Regions from separate parts of the Homo sapiens genome. Here region 1 is linked to region 2. A link is an interaction called in ENCODE POLR2A ChIA-PET data of the cell type or tissue named here. Cell type or tissue: Panc1. All regions are shown on one strand. Region 1 overlaps RBFOX2 (RNA binding fox-1 homolog 2). Region 2 overlaps MYH9 (myosin heavy chain 9).

Region 1 (8,000 bases), 400 kb before region 2:
GCCTTAGCTAGTATCTGAGAACTGAAGATTTCACAAGGGTTCTATCCCCAGAACTGATCAGAGTGGCTCTTATCTGTTAATGCCTGCTTTCCTTTCGGGAGTCTGGAATTTTGATTTGTGCTAGGGTTAGGGTGCTTATGTGAACAGCCCCCTTCACCATCCCCAGCCAAAAAATCTCAGCACTAAGTCTGTAACAAGCTTCCCTGGTAGACAACACTGTTACAACTTACTGCTGGAGGAATCAAGCAAGTCCTGTGACTCCACTTGGAAAGGACTTTTGGAAGCTTGAGTCAGGTTTCCTCTGGACTTCACCGCATGCACCTTTTTTCTTTGCTGACATTGCTTTATAGCCTTTTACTAGTATAAAGCATAGCTATAAGTATGACTACATCTGAGTTCCATAAGTCCTAGATAATTCACTGGACCTAGGGTAGTCTTGGAGACCCCCCAAAAAAACCTATAATACACCAAGTACTTTGTTAAATGCTGAGGACACAAAGATGAATAAGGCCTTTGCCCTCAAGGAACTTTAGTCTATTTAAATTTCCATTCCTTCATTCCTCTGATCATCACTTCTTAGTCTGTTCACTACTTGAAACAGATTAGATTCATTTCCCTGAGCTAAATTTCATTTAGTGCTGAAGTGATGCTAAATAAATATTTAATAAGTCCATCAGCAAAATCTGAGATACAGAGCTCTAATAGACTCAAAGGCTACACATACTTCCTCTTTACTTTCCCTGTCTTATTGTGTTCTTCATTAAAAATAAATTGACAAATACTTGTACTTTGCTGGTGGGAATGTAAAATGGAGCAGCTGCTGTGGAAAAGAGATTGGCAGTTCTTCAAAAAGTTAAATATAGAGCTACCATATGACCCAGCAATTCCACTCCTAGGTATATACCCAAAGAACTGGAAAACAGGTACTCAAAACCAATACTTGTACACAGATGTTCATGGCAACACTACTCACAATAGCCAAAGGATGGGCTGGGTGCAGTGGCTCACACCTGTAATCCCAGAATTTTGGGAGGCTGTGGCGGGCGGATCACGAGGTCAGGAGATTGAGACCATCCTGGCTAACACGGTGAAATCCCATCTCTACTAAAAATACAAAAAATTAGCTGGGCCTGGTGGCGGGTGCCTGTAGTTCCAGCTGCTTGGGAGGCTGAGGCAGGAGAATGGCATGAACTTGGGAGGCAGAGCTTGCAGTGAGCAGAGATCACACCACTGCGCTCCAGCCTGGGCGACAGAGTGGGACTCCATCTCAAAAAAAAAAAAAAAAAAAAAAAAGCCAAAGGATGGAAACCCAAACGTCCATTAAGGGATAAACAGATAAACAAATTGTGCTATATACACACAAAGGAATATCATTCAGTTATAAAAAGGAAAGAAGTACTGATATATGCTACAACATGGATAAACAATGAAAACACACAGTACTAAGTGAAAGAAGCCAGACATAAAAGGCCATATATTATATGACTCCATTTATATAAAATCTCCAGAACAGGTAAATTCATCAAAAGAGAAAGCAGATTGGTGGTTGCCAGCAGGGAAGGGGAAAGACAGGATGATTGCTTAATGGATACGGGTGATGTATCCATTGAGGGTGATGTAAAAATGTAAGCTACATGGAGATAGTGGTTGTACAGCACTGTGAACGTATTAAATGCCACCAAATTGTTCACTTTTTTAAAAGTTTAATTTTATGTTATATGAATTTAACCTCCATTAACATTTTTTTTAAAAGCAATGCAGTATACACCACAGTACAAATGAAGAAACTTCCTGTTGTTATTTGAATAAGTACTTACAGCTTGAGATAAAATCATCAGTGACTACAATAAATATAGACACAAAAAAGTGCTGTATCTCAATATATACTCTGGAAAACTGAAGATTCAAAGTGGTTCTAAGCAACAATACAGATACTGATGCAGTAGAGCATATACACATTTTTTCCCAAAAAGATAAAATGTTTCTAAATTACATAAATAAATATTTTAAGTAGATATTTGCCTATTTCCCTAAACGCTTAATAGGTTAGCCCTTCCTTTCAATGGAAAAACAGCATTAAGGCCTTATATTCATGGTTTCCTCATATTCAGGCATATATAACACACAATATATATGTTTTTTTATGTCTGGAAGGATATATCCCAAAATGTTTATAGTGGTCATATGTCTTGGTGTTAAATTTGGATTTATGAGTGATATATGTCTTTGTGGGGGGAGGAGGTTTCTTATCTGTATTTTCTAACTGTTCAACAAATGAACATGTATTATTTGTACTTAACTAGAAAAAAATGGAGATAATAACAACACCTACCTCAGGGAAGCTGTGAAGATTAAACGAAACAATATACATAAAGCTCTTAACACAGAATTCAGCATAAGTACACAACAACTGTCAAGCAGTATGGATGGTATTGTTTCTGTTTTTGCAAATACTCCTCAGGATTCAGGATGTATGCCTTATTATCTATGGCGAAAGCACTCATCTTAATCCAGGCCTGGATCACTTCAAGCTTAAATTACTCTAATAGTCTCTTGGCTGGTCCAGCTAAGAGCTAGCCTCCATCCACCCCTGCCCAGCTTTCTTACCAGGGCCAGGGTTAACTACCTAAAACACCACTCATACCACTTCCATAGTAATGGCCCTCCATTGCTTACATGATTAGGTTCCAAATATCCCAAGCCTTGCCCCACTTGGTTATTCTCTTTTTCTTCTCATTTACTCCTTCAGCAAACATTTACTGAGGGACGTTTATGTGTCTGCAACTTGGTAGGAATGCAAAGGAAAATAAGCTAGGGATTCTTTTCTCAAAAGAACTCACAGTCTAGTAAGGGAAAGAGGCATGTAAACAAATACAATATGAACCATGTAATAAAATGTAAATGTATGGCCCAGAGAGAACCAGTGTACATGGTTGATAATCAAGTGAGAAAGGCATAAAGAAATTACAAAGAGGAGACTCACAGTAGGTAAGACTTGAATGGGGTTTGGAGGATGACCACAAATAGCTAATTTCCAGATAGAAACTTTACTCAATTTACTTCACACCTTGGCACGTTCTCAAACATCAACTCAAGCAAAATTCAGCAAAATCCCACCTCCCTTCACAATGTAATCCTCTAACTCTAGCCCACGCTCTTTCAATTTGTGGGTCAAGATCCATTCATGACTTAAAGAACCAATTTAAGAGGTTTCAACCACTACTGAAATGAAAGATTAGAGAACTAGAGCTGCAATTCTCAAACTTTTTTGATTTCAGAATACCTTAACACTTTAAAAAATTACCAAAGACTCCAAAGAGCTTTTGCTTCTGTGGTTATAACTACTGCGATTTTCCTATGAGAAACTAAAACTGAGTACTTTTAAAAATATGTTAATTCCTTTAAAAGTATCAATAATAAACCAACCATTATATTAGCCTAAAAAATATTTTATGAAAATGGTTTAGTTTGTAAACTAAACCAGTGAGAAGAGTATCATTATTTTACATTTCTACAAATATTTTTAACATCCAACTTAATAGAACAGTGGTCCCCAATCTTTTTGGCACAGGGACTGGTTTCATGGGAGATAATTTTTCCATGGGGGGTGGGGTAGGGTGGGGATAGTTTCAAGATGAAACTGTTCCACCTCAAGTCATCAGGCATTCGATGGAACAGGCAACCTAGATCCCTCGCACGCGCAGTTCACAGTAGGGTATGCACTCTTATGAGAATCTAATGCCGCCACTGATCTGATAGGATGTGGTGCTCAGGCAGTAGTGCTTGCTGCTCACCTCCTGCCGTGTGGCCTGGTTCCTAACAGGCCACAAGCCAGTACCAGACTGTGGCCTGGGGATTGGAGATGGAATGGAGGATGGCTGGATTCTCATACCTGCTTCTGCATTCAATCTGTTTCAATATTATTCTGAAGTATAAGAAAGAAATTTGGCATTCCATGGATATGTATCTGGAAGAGGCAAGGTATTTTAATAGCCTTTTCGCCTATCTCTAGATATTCTTCTTTAATACTGTACCAAAGGTTAGTTGCAATGTGGCATGTGAAACCTTATCAATGAATTTTTTCATACTGTTAATATAAAAATTCATTGATCTTGTACTTGGAATAGATTTTTTTTGCCTATGCATGATTTTGTAACATTATGTGTTGTTCATTTATAAAATACAAGTTCACTAAGTTATAAAGATCTTCCAACTGTTGACACATCTCATTATATAACATCAAAAAATTCACATTCACTAATATCACCACCAATCTCATCTGAAAAGTCTTTTAAGGTTCAGAGCTGTCAAGCTCATAGGCCAGGATACAAGTTTTCCAAAACTCTAGTTTTTGCTTGAAAGTTCAAATTTTATCACTGGCCACAAATATCAGTTTTCCTTAAAATGACAGGCTTGCTTCATTTTTTTTTTTTTAATTAAGACAGGGTCCTGCTCTGTTGCCCAGCCTGGAGTGCAATGGTACAATCTCAGCTCACAGCAACCTCCACCTCCTGGGTTCAAGCAATTTTCCCACCTCAGCCTCCCAGGTAGCTGGGACTACAGGCACATGCCAGCACACCCGGCTAATTTTTGTATTTTTAGTAGAGACGGGGTTTCACCATGTTGGCCAGGATGGTCTCGATCTCCTGACCTCATGATCCCCCGCCTCAGCCTCCCAAAGTGCTGGGATTACAGGTGTGAGCCACTGCGCCTGGCCACCTCATTCATTTTTAATAAAACGTCCGAATACCATAGTCTATCAGTTGTTCTTTCAAATAAAAATGGCATCCCATGAAAAAAGTTCAGCTGGCAACTCAATCACAGAAGCAGTTTTCCTTTAGATAACTGTCATACTTAGTATGCAGCAGAAGTGCTTTATTTGTATTACCCATTTTGCCAAAGAGATTATTTAAAAGATTCATAACCGAGGATGGAGAATTAGTAATAGTAATAATTTTTACTACTTCAGCAGGAACACTGAAGTGAAACTGTCTTTCTCCCCTTCTTTAACTGTTAAGTGTTTGGTGGTGAAGAACATAACTACTCAGTCGTCATTACATTCTTTGGTACAGGCAGTTTGTGGCATAATAAGCCCATGTCCTAGTTTTGGCCTGTCACAGTAGCATGTGTAGTGAGGTATGGGGGAAAGTACAGTTATTAGAATCACACTGATCTACGTCTCTGGTAACCAACTAGCTCTATGGCTGTGGAAAGCTAATTCATCTCTCAGCCTCAAATTCTTCCATCTTTAAATGAGAATACTACCTACCTCATAGGATTGTTACAAGGATTGAGGTAATACATGCAATATCTTACACAGTGCCTGTTCCTTAATGGGGTGGCCCTGTTAACAATAATAATAAGAAGAAACAGTATCTTAGTTGTATGTAACACTTCACCACATACCAACACACAGGCAGTTCTGACTAGTACAGGACCACAGATTATGAGGGGACCCATAGGGATCATCTAATTCTAATTCAGCTACTTTACTTGCACCCTCCTTACCTTGCAACCATATTCACATAGCACAGACTGACCTTACAGATAAGAAAACCAATGTACCACAAGGTTTTAAATGTCTTTCTCAAGGTTACAGAGCTAGTCTAAGAAGCAGAAATTGGTGTCAAGCACATCCTCCTACTCATAACAATTCTGTTAGATAGATAACATTATTCTCTTTTGATTGATAATGGAAACTCAGGTTCATTCCCTTGAGTTTCAAGTGACATGTCCAAGGTCACAAAAACAGGCCTGGAACCCAAGTCCTCTCATTTGTAGTTCTTCCAACCGTAACTTAGAAATCTGTCTAAATACATGATTCACTCTGTGCAATCATTGATAATTATCTACATCTGGATCTGAATGGAATAACAGACTAACAGACACAATTATGTGAATACTCATTATGACTAAATATGCCAATTGATAACCACCAACAAATCAGTTTGTGTTGTGATATTTCAATTTAAACTGGTGTTTCACTAAACTGAAGACTTCACAAGCTTTGGCATTTAAAAAAACAAAAGATACCTCTTAATTAGCCTCAGAGTATAAAAGAAATACATTTCAAAGGATCATTCTGCAACATTCAAAAAAGTCCCTTTAAGACAGGCTGAGTTGACTATCACAGTCTAAATTTAAATTAACAATTCTACCCCAAAAAAAGTCATTATAGACAAAATAATAAATTTTATTTTAATTGATAGACATTATTTCAATTGAGTTTTATAACAGTCTCTTCACTCACATTGCTATTGAACATGATGTTAAACCAGCTCTGGTGTTTATTAGAGGAACAACTTAGGACAAGTTACTCACCTTTCTGGGCCTCAATTTTATTTTCTGGTCTATAAAATATATGTGATCATGTCTACACCTTGCAAGGATGTTAAGTTTAGGCACAAGGTATACAAAGCACCTGAAAGTATACCTACCCCATAGAGAAAAACTATTATTGTAACAATTTTTATTATATGCTTTGAGTTCACAATCCTGCCTATCCCTAAGTCCATTAAGATCTGGGTAAAACTGGACTTTTCTATTTCCTCCTGCTGCTGTTGCTTCCAATGCCCTACTGGCTACAACTGCCAACTCTCTGACCTAGACTCTCTGCCACCTACTACTAGTGTCCTCAGAGCAAGTCCCTGAACTTCCTTTTATTGTATTAATTCCCTGGTCAGAAAGAAGATAATGCTCATTACTTACCAATTCAGTGATCTTCTGATAATTACCACGTTAATTCTTGCTTGGAACCAATCTAAAAGACTTCAAACAACTTCAAACCTACCGAGGATTTTTTTTCTTGATGCCAAGTTTTAAAAACCAGGAATTACATTTTTTTAAACAAATGGTCAACTATTAAGAATTCATAAAAGAGCTGCCTGTCATATCTCGTTATACTTTGATTCCTGTATCAACTCAATTACTCAAATCCTTTAGTTCTTCATCTTCTAGCCCTCTTAGATAATAGTCTCCATTAAGTAAAAGGCATTTTGCAGAAACAGATAGAGAAAACTATATATATATATATATTGTGTAAAGCTTAGTTTTCTGCAAGTACAATTAAATACTCAAGATAGCTGGGAGAAGGGCAAGAAGAGCCCACAGAGATGAGATGGTACTGAGACTCCACTGGTGGCCCTTTCTAAGGGACTAGAACTACACTACAGATTTATCAATGAAAGGTTGAAGGCAAGGGAAAAGGAAAAGCCAGTGACATATGCAGGCACTGCAATGCGCTAGATAATTGATATACATTATTTCTGGGTATTATTTCCATTATCAGGTGAGGAGAGTCAGACTCAGAGAGATTAAGTGACTGGATCCAGGCCAAATAGCTAGTAAACAGTAGAGCCAGAGCCATAATTATAACTGTTCTTTCTGTTACATGTTACGCAGCAGTTTAGTCCAGAAAAGCATTTACCCCTAGGCCAAGAAATAGGGAAGGTAAGTGTATGATTATCTATACACTGGTTTAGCCACACTGTTTCCCTTCCAGCAATGGGAAAAATGGAGAGATAATTCATCTTTAACCTGCGGTTATCACCCAATTATTCCCATTGGTAGAAGAAAAGCAGTGCTTCTCAAATGTTAGCATGCAGACAGGTCACTAGGTATCTTGTTAAAATGTAGATTCTGATTCAGTAGGTCTACAGTGGCGTCTGAGATTTCTGCATCTACCAGGAAATGAAGCTTCTAGTGCTGGGGCCATACTGTAAACAGATTATACTCAATAGTTCCCAATCTTGACCGATCATTTGAATCACCTGGGAATAATCTAAAAACTACAGATTTCCCTCCTTGATTCAGTAGTGTCTGGAATGAGGTCCAGGTTGACTTCAATACAGTCATCCCTTGATGTCCATGGGGGACTGTTTTGAGGACCCCTCTCAGACACCAAAATCCACAGATGCTCAAGTCCCTGATGTATAATAGCACAGTATTTACATATAACCTATGTATATCCTCCCAGAGATTTTAAATCATCTCCAGATCAC
Region 2 (8,000 bases):
GTTCAAGCGATTCTCCCACCTCAGCCTCCCGAGTAGCTGGCACTACAGGCGTGTGCCACCACGCCTGGCTAATTTTTTGTATTTTTAGTAGAGACGGGGTTTCACCATGTTGGCCTGGCTGGTCTCAAACTCCTGACCTCATGTGATCTGCCTGCCTTGGCCTCCCAAAGTGCTGGGATTACAGGTGTGAGCCACCACACCCAGCCTCAGATTTGCTTGTTAATCAATTTTATCCAACCCATTTTACAGATGATGCAGTGGTGGCCCTGAGAGAAAGTAACTCTACTCGGTCACACAAGCTGGGGAATGAGGACCTGAACCCAGAACTCCTGACACCAAGGCCTCACTGTCCAACATTTAATGGCTGCAGCATATTCTCAATATTCTCAAGTGTTTTTTTCTTTTTTAAGGACCACTTATAAGGTTTTTTTACCCTCTTATCTAGTATACCATCTTTATTTTTTTTTGAGATGGAGTCCCGCTCTATCACCCAGGCTGGAGTGCAGTGGCGTGATCTCAGCTCACTGCAACCTCCGCTTCCCAGGTTCAAGCGATTCTCCGCTGCAGCCTCCCGAGTAGCTGGGATTACAGGCATCCGCCACCACGCCCAGCTAATTTTTGTAGTTTTAGTAGAAATGGGGTTTCACCATGTTGGCCAGGCTGGTCTCAAACTCCTGACCTCAGGTGATCTGCCTGCCTCGGCCTCCCAAAGTGCTGGGCTTACAGGCGTGAGCCACCGCACCCGGCCGTAGTGTACCACCACCTTGAGATACATTCCCAGGAGTGGAGTTACGGGAGAAAAGAACATACAAACACTTCTACAGTCCTGGGATGTCCCATCCAATTGTTTTCCAAAAGGGCTGAATCGACATGCACTGCCATTTGAGCAGGATGTACATGTGAAAGCAACCAACCAGCATCATCATCTACCACTTAAAAAAACAAAAAAACAAAAAACAAAACACACACACACACACACACACACACACACACACACACACACACAGAGGAAAGATCTCCGTGGCTCAGAAAGTCCCGAGCTCCTGTGGGAATGGGCAGGCCAGCAAGAGGTTCAGAAGGAAGCAAGCAGCTCTCGCCCCTGGAGATGAGATTGGATCAGGCTGAGGCCATCCCCCAGCGCTTTCCTTCCCGCCGGCTTCCTGCGGGTGCCAGTCCAACTCCAAGAAACCCAAGCAGTTGCCTTTTTAGGCCATAATCGAGCGGGACACAACCAGAGGCTAAATTAGGACTCTCAGGAAATGATGAAACTGAAAGTAAATAGGTTGACCAAAAACATCTTCTTTCAACCCAAAATGTAATGCCTCAATTATTTGCCTTCTCCCCTTCCCCACAAACATCATATGGATCTTTTATTTCTCCCTGTTTTCCCAGAGAATACTCTCCCTCCCTCCCTCCGTTTCTCTTTTTACTTATTTGTGGGTTTGTCTGGAAAATGAACAGCTAGCACCTTAAAGACAGAATGTATTCTACTCTCAGATCTTTGGTTGAAACGTTGAGAGCATTTCCACTCCCAGACAACGAGGGCTGATGTAAACCTTTCTGTGGGCCAAGTTCTAGGCTGGGAGTGTCCAAGTCATCACCTTCACCGTAAAGCTGCATAGACCAAGGACCTGCTAGGAAGCGCTGCATGTTCTCACTCAATCCTTGCAATAATTTCATGAGGCACATACATACTCATTTTACAGGTGGGGGAAATGGGGCTCAGACAAGGCACAAAACCTAGGGTCAGACTCAGCCCCGTGTGGCTTCAATGCCCTGCTCCGTTTCCCCCTTAGCTGCCTTACTGGTGAGGTCAAGGGGGCTACAAGAAGCAAACAAACAGAGAACCCCCCCTTTATTAATTAAGCAGACATTGATAATGCCACCTCAAAGCTGTAAACCCCATCTCCCCATGCTGGCTTGCACAAGGGACTCCATCCTTCCGACCTAAATTGCTGGGTGCTAAAAGTAAGAAAGAAGGTGGGAGTGTGACCTTGGGTGAGCCATTTGAGTTCTCTGTGCCCAGTCTGCCAGGAGTTGACCTAACCAATCTCCAATGGCCTTGGGCACGCCAAGGCTTCAGTTCAGACACCCCAGCGGCCTCAGCCCAGACACTGGAAGCCCTATTCCAGCCTCACCACTGATGTATGCAAGCAGCCCCTCTGTTTGTTTTTTTCCATCCCCACCCCCATCCTGGAGAACACAGGTGAACATGTCCTTTCTCTTTCTACTTGCGGCCGTTGGTTTTGAGTTAAATAAAACTATCGAAGTAGCTGGCTTCCATTGTTAAGAAAGATTCTTTGGGCCAGGCGTGGTGGCTCATGCCTGTAATCCCTGCACTTTGGGAGGCTGAGGCGAGTGGATCACCTGAGGTCAGGAGTTTGAGACCAGCCTGGCCAAAACCGTGAAACCCTGTCTCTACTAAAAATACAAAACTTAGCCAGGCGTGGTGGCGCGTGCCTGTAATCCTAGCTACTAGGGAGGCTGAGGCACGAGAATCGCTTGAACCCAGGAGGCAGAGGTTGCAGTGAGCTGAGATGGTGCCACTGCACTCCAGCCTGGGCAACAGAGTGAGACTCCATCTCAAAAAAAAAAAAAAAAAAAAAAAAAAAGATTCTTTGAAAGCAGCTGCTATAATAATGTAGAATTTTTCAAGCTCATTTGATTCACTTATTCAATCAACTAATACATAGAGAATCCACATGCAAAAAAATCATGACAAAGGCATAAAGATCCCAGGGGGTTTCTAATGAGGTCGCGCGGCAGGACGGACATGAACCTAGGTGACTAGGTGGAGTGTCCACCTGGGCAATGTGGTAGAGTAGACAGAAAGCAAGCTCCTGGGCTTCCTTCTGTCCTGTTCACTGCTGAATCCAACACCCAAACGCAGTAAGCACCCGCTAGACAGATCTGCCATGTGGATGAATGCAGAAACTCCTTGCTGTGTGGCCTTCGGCCGGTGCCACCTCTCTGGCCTCAACTGTAAATGCAGATAATATTTTATGCTGCCTTCCCTGCCTTGCAGGGCTGCTTAATGCAGCATGTATTCCTTAAATACACATAATGATGAGACAGGACACCTACCATAGTGGAACATTCATGCAGAGAGGAAGAACCACGTCAACAACCGGCTCCACCACTGACTCAGCGAAGAAGAGGAGAGGAACATGCAACTTGCCGTGGGAACAAAGAGAAAGGGACACTTCCTTGGACACTCAAGCGAAGAGTGTCATGGAGGATATGACATTTAAACTGGGTCCTGGAAGATGGGTAGAATATTGGCAGGGAAGGGAAGAGATGGTGGAAAGGTATCCCGGGCCGAGGGAGAAAAGCAAGAGCCAACGTACAGGAAGAAGGTACGATCGCTCAATAACCACATACAAAACGATGCCACGGCACTATGGCTATCTGGGGCCAGAGAATCCTTTGTGGTGGGGCTGTCCTGTGCCACGTGGGGTATTTAGCAGCAGAGCAGCACCCCTGGCCTCTACCCACTAGATGCCAGTCGCACCCTGTCCCCAGTTGTGACAACCAAATACCTCTCCAGACATCACCAAAGGTGGAAATTGGGGGTTGCGGGGGAAGACAAATCACACCCGGTTGAGCCCACTGATTGAAGGGGTTCGTGTGAACAAACGCAGCACTATGAAGCCAGACCTCTCAGTCGTCATCCTCCCCCATCTCTGAAGTGCACGGGCCAAATCTCCTTAACAAAACAGAAATCCTCAGGGCAAAAGGATTCCCAGGACCCCATAAAAATGGCCATTATGGATGGCATTGTCACCAAGGAATGACAGCTCCTTGTAACATACTGTATTCTAAGAGATCTGACCTAGATTCTCCTGCTGGACTGTGCTTTAAAGATCCTGAATACCCAATTTAAAAGTAAACCAATCAACCAGGCAGAAGAGACTGATGTGCCTCCCCAGGCAGGCAAGAAGCACCTTCAGAACCTCCAACACGGCAGCTCAGCCTGCGACTCATAAGCAAAGTCACCAGCATCAAAGGGTCCAGATGATTAACGGAAGACAAGCGGGAGCCACATTTTGGAGGCTGGGGGTGGGAGCTGTTGACACAGCTGTGCCAGCTCACCCCACCCTGGGAATCCCATCAGGCTGGAATGCAGTGGCGTGATCTTGGCTCACTGCAACCTCCACCTCCCCGGTTCAAGCAATTCTCCTGCCTCAGCCTCCCGAGTAGCTGGGACTACAGGTGCACACCGCCACACCCGGCTAATTTTTTGTATTTTAGTAGAGATGGGGTTTCGCCATATTGGCCAGGCTGGTCTCGAACTCCTGAGCTCAGGCAATCCGCCCGCCTTGGCCTCCCAAAGTGCTGGGATTATAGGTGTCAGCCACCGCACCAGGCCCAAACGCTATTTATTGAATAGTTTTGGCAAATCAATCTGGATTAGACCCAGGAAATCCATGGCTTCCACCACTGGGACAGCCGGATTATTTCCCGCCCAGAGCTCTCCCCCACACCCCTTCATATATTAATAAATATATTTAAACACCTACCAACGAGCCATCTCCACCTGGTGGATGCACCATCACACCTGAACTCCCCCACCATCTCTCCCCAGACCCATACCCTCTTCTGGGTGTCCATCTCTGGGAGACACCATCCATCTGGCCACCCAAGACAGTCACCGTAAACTCCTCCCCAGCCCTCCGCCAACACCACTGCCCGTGCCCTGTTCCAGTCCAGGCCCACAGGCCCTCCCTTCTGGACTGCTCCAACTGCCTCCCTCCTGGCCTCCCCTGCCACTTCTACAGAACTCCTTTCTGATGACTCACAAATTCAAATTCCTATTTATATGACTTCCTATTTCATTGATATTATTTGATCAGTTCAAAATGGTTCGACAGCTCCACACCTTCACCAGAATAAAATCTGCATGCTAAGCAAGCCCTCTAGGACCCCACCCATTCATCTTGCCCCTGCCCTTCCTTTTGCCACAGTCATTCCCAGCGGTATATAATCAATTCCCCAGTCACACTACACTCTGCTCAGGCCTCCAGGCCTTCAAAGAAGGCAGAGAAGTGTCCTTTGTATTAGGAACCCTCTCTGAGATCAAAGCTCAAACGCTCCCTTCTCTAAAGACTTTTTGCAGCAAAAAGATGTCTCATATCTATGGCCCTCCCGTCTGTGCTCTGTACTTGTTCCACTGTAACCAAACAGCTAAATACTCATTATTTGTAGTTTTATTTGAGGACAGGAATTGGGTCTCATTCATCAATTCCAAATGTCTGGCACAATGCCTGGCCCAGAGCAGGTGCTCAGTTAAAGTGTCCTGAATGAATAAATGAGAAACAAGGCCAAAATGAGGAAGAAAGACTTAATGGGGAAGGTCCCCAGAGGCTGGAAAATCCCCTTGGGCTGTGGCTGTGCAAAGAGGGACAGGGCTGGAGAGCTGAAGGTAACAGGAGAGCCAAGTTGAAACCACACACGCGTAAGGGTTATAGCCACCTAATTTGTTACAAACACCAAACCATTTATGGACTAATTTTTATATCCTCAAAACAAAAAGGGAAAGAATGCATACTGGGGCTTTCAATCTACAAAGAGAAATAGGACTGAGGATAATTTACTGGTTTTACATATAGTTCAACCATCTCTGTTTTCTAGAACCTTCTAGCACCCCCTGATTAACCAGTGTAGAGGCACCTACCACCTACTACCAGTCCGACATACCAGAAAGAATCTTGGCTGGCATGGCCTCTGCTCTTGCTAGGATGCCATGAGAAGGTCGTGTGCCCTCCTGGAATGCTACGCCTCCATCTATCAAGTAGGTGCTGGCAACATCAACCTTTGGTATCAACTCAGAAGTGACAGACAGAAGTGGAAAAACCACAGCCATGTGAGGTCCTGGTTCTGCAAACCCTAAGATAAATGCTTGTAATGTACCACAATGGAGTTTATGGCTTTGGGGCCAGACAGACCTGGATTGGAGTCCCAGGTCCCCTGCTCACAATTCCTGTGACCTTGAAGCTGTTAGCACCCCAATTTCCTAGCTTTAGAATGAGGACAAACACCACCACCACCACCACCACCACCACCACCACCACCACCACCACCTAACATCAGAAGAGTTGTAGCTCAAGCTCCCAGTGGAGAATGGCATGATAGGAATTTCCCTCCCAACTCCTCTATCTTGTGATTCTGAGCTATTTAATCCCCATTCTTCCTAGGAATGACACCTGGGCCCTCTGAAAATCAGTTACCAGGAGTCTAGTGACTCTTTCTGCAGGTTATATCCATCCATAGAGGACAGTTCTCAGGGACAGTGACTATAAAGACAGCAATTTGCAGAGGGAAGAGGGTTTCGTGGCCGAGTAAGGATGGAATGCCGTCTCCCTATGGCCCTCTTGCAATCACAATATGCACAAAATGTTGTAGGAAGCAGCCTGCAAAAAGAAATCTGCTTAACTTAGGCCGGGCACAGTGGCTCACACCTGTAATCCCAGCACTTTGAGAGGCCGAGGCGGGCGGATCACGAGGTCAGGAGATCGAGACCATCCTGGCTAACACGGTGAAACCCCGTCTCTACTAAAAATACAAAAAATTAGCCGGGCATGGTGGCGGGCACCTGTAGTCCCAGCTACTCTGGAGGCTGAGGCAGGAGAATGGCGTGAACCTGGGAGGGGGAGCTTGCAGTGAGCCGAGATCGCACCACTGCACTCTAGCCTGGGCAACAGTGTGAGACTCCATCTCAAAAAAAAAAAAAAGAAAGAAAAAGAAAAAAGAAATCTGCTTAACTCCATCCCAGGAATATCCTGCAGGAAAAACCTCTCTCCATGCTGGTCTGGGAAATGCTGGTCTGGTGAGATGGGCACAAAGCCTGTGGCAGAAGAGCTGGATTTGAGTCCAGCGAGGTGCTGACCAGCTGTGCAATCCTGCAGGCACCACCCAGGCCTCGGCTTTCCCACCTGCAAAATGTCCTATCTGCTCACAGGTATGCACAAGGCCACTCTCTGCAATACACACCAGGGCTGTCAGAGCAGTTATCTACAGGGTGGGTCAATAAAGTGGCTCCTCTGTCACCCAGGGCTAATAACCTACAGCAGCCTCGACCTAGGCCCTCACTCTCCCCAGGCTAACAAGGAGTGGGGGGCTCCTCCCAGCTGCCAGTGCCCAGGAGGTAGGAGCTGAAGACTGCGGGTGGGCCCCCCTTCCCTTTCCACCTCAGGAATGTTGTTTGCTTACAGAAGAAGCTGGAACTTGTTTCCATTAGCAGTATTCCAACCCAAGCCTGTGTTGATGCTTAGCAGATAAGAAAACCAGAGAGGAACTTAGTGCCCGGGCCCCAGAGCCTGCCCCATCTGCAGGTTCTGCCTTTGCCTCCTTGAAGCGGGCATGGAGGGGGGCTCAGGTGACTGCTGAAAGTCCAGGAAACAATGAAAGATGATGGCATTTGCCTGTCCAAGGGAGGGCCTGTGGTCACTTTCACTTTGCCTGGCACCGAAGGAAACTCAGGCTATCAAAAACAACACCAGTACGTATTTCAAATCATGTTGTACACAATGGATATAAACAATTTTTGTCAACTTAAAAATTAAATGAACAATTTCTTTTAAAAAAAAAATGACACCAGAAACCAGAATGTGGTACATAGAGTCCCTCCTCCTGCATGGGAAGGGGTGGGGGCAATAGCTTGGGACAGGCTGGAGGAGATAAACTGGGGCAGCTAACCCAGGATCTTATCAGCCATTTAGGAATGTGGACTTTATTCTAGGGATAATTGGGGAGGAGCAGAGGTGACATCAGATTTGTATTTTAAAGTAATTGGCTGGGGGTGTACGGTGGCTCACGCCTGTAATCCCAACACTTTGGGAGGACAAGGCAGGTAGATCACGAGGTCAGGAGTTCAAGACCAGCCTGGCCAACATGGTGAAACCCCATCTCTACTAAAAATACAAAAATTAGCCAGGCGTGATGGTGTGCGCCTGTAATCCCAGCTACCCGGGAGGCTGAGGCCAAGAATTGCTTGAACCCAG

Evidence for each region. Peaks named below come from ENCODE experiments on the same cell type or tissue, not always from the same donor. Only the 100,000 strongest peaks of a DNase experiment are listed, where the experiment ranks them.
Region 1: POLR2A ChIA-PET joins it to region 2 with 8 read pairs; 2 of 35 experiments call an interaction of 5 or more read pairs at or near these places.

Annotation. Positions count from the first base shown.
Region 1 is chr22:35,951,942-35,959,941 of GRCh38, forward strand. The region is part of intron 1 of RBFOX2 (RNA binding fox-1 homolog 2); the gene reads right to left. Among named protein-coding and RNA genes, the nearest start is that of RBFOX2, 73 kb to the right of the region's middle. In Panc1, no CTCF peak of the experiment used is centred here; no DNase peak of the experiment used is centred here.
Region 2 is chr22:36,353,996-36,361,995 of GRCh38, forward strand. All of the region lies in intron 1 of MYH9 (myosin heavy chain 9), which reads right to left. Among named protein-coding and RNA genes, the nearest start is that of MYH9, 30 kb to the right of the region's middle. RefSeq lists enhancers at 160-660, 661-1,161, 3,055-3,996, 5,082-5,151, 5,252-5,461. In Panc1, no CTCF peak of the experiment used is centred here; no DNase peak of the experiment used is centred here; H3K4me3 peaks cover 2,901 bases; H3K27ac peaks cover 7,624 bases.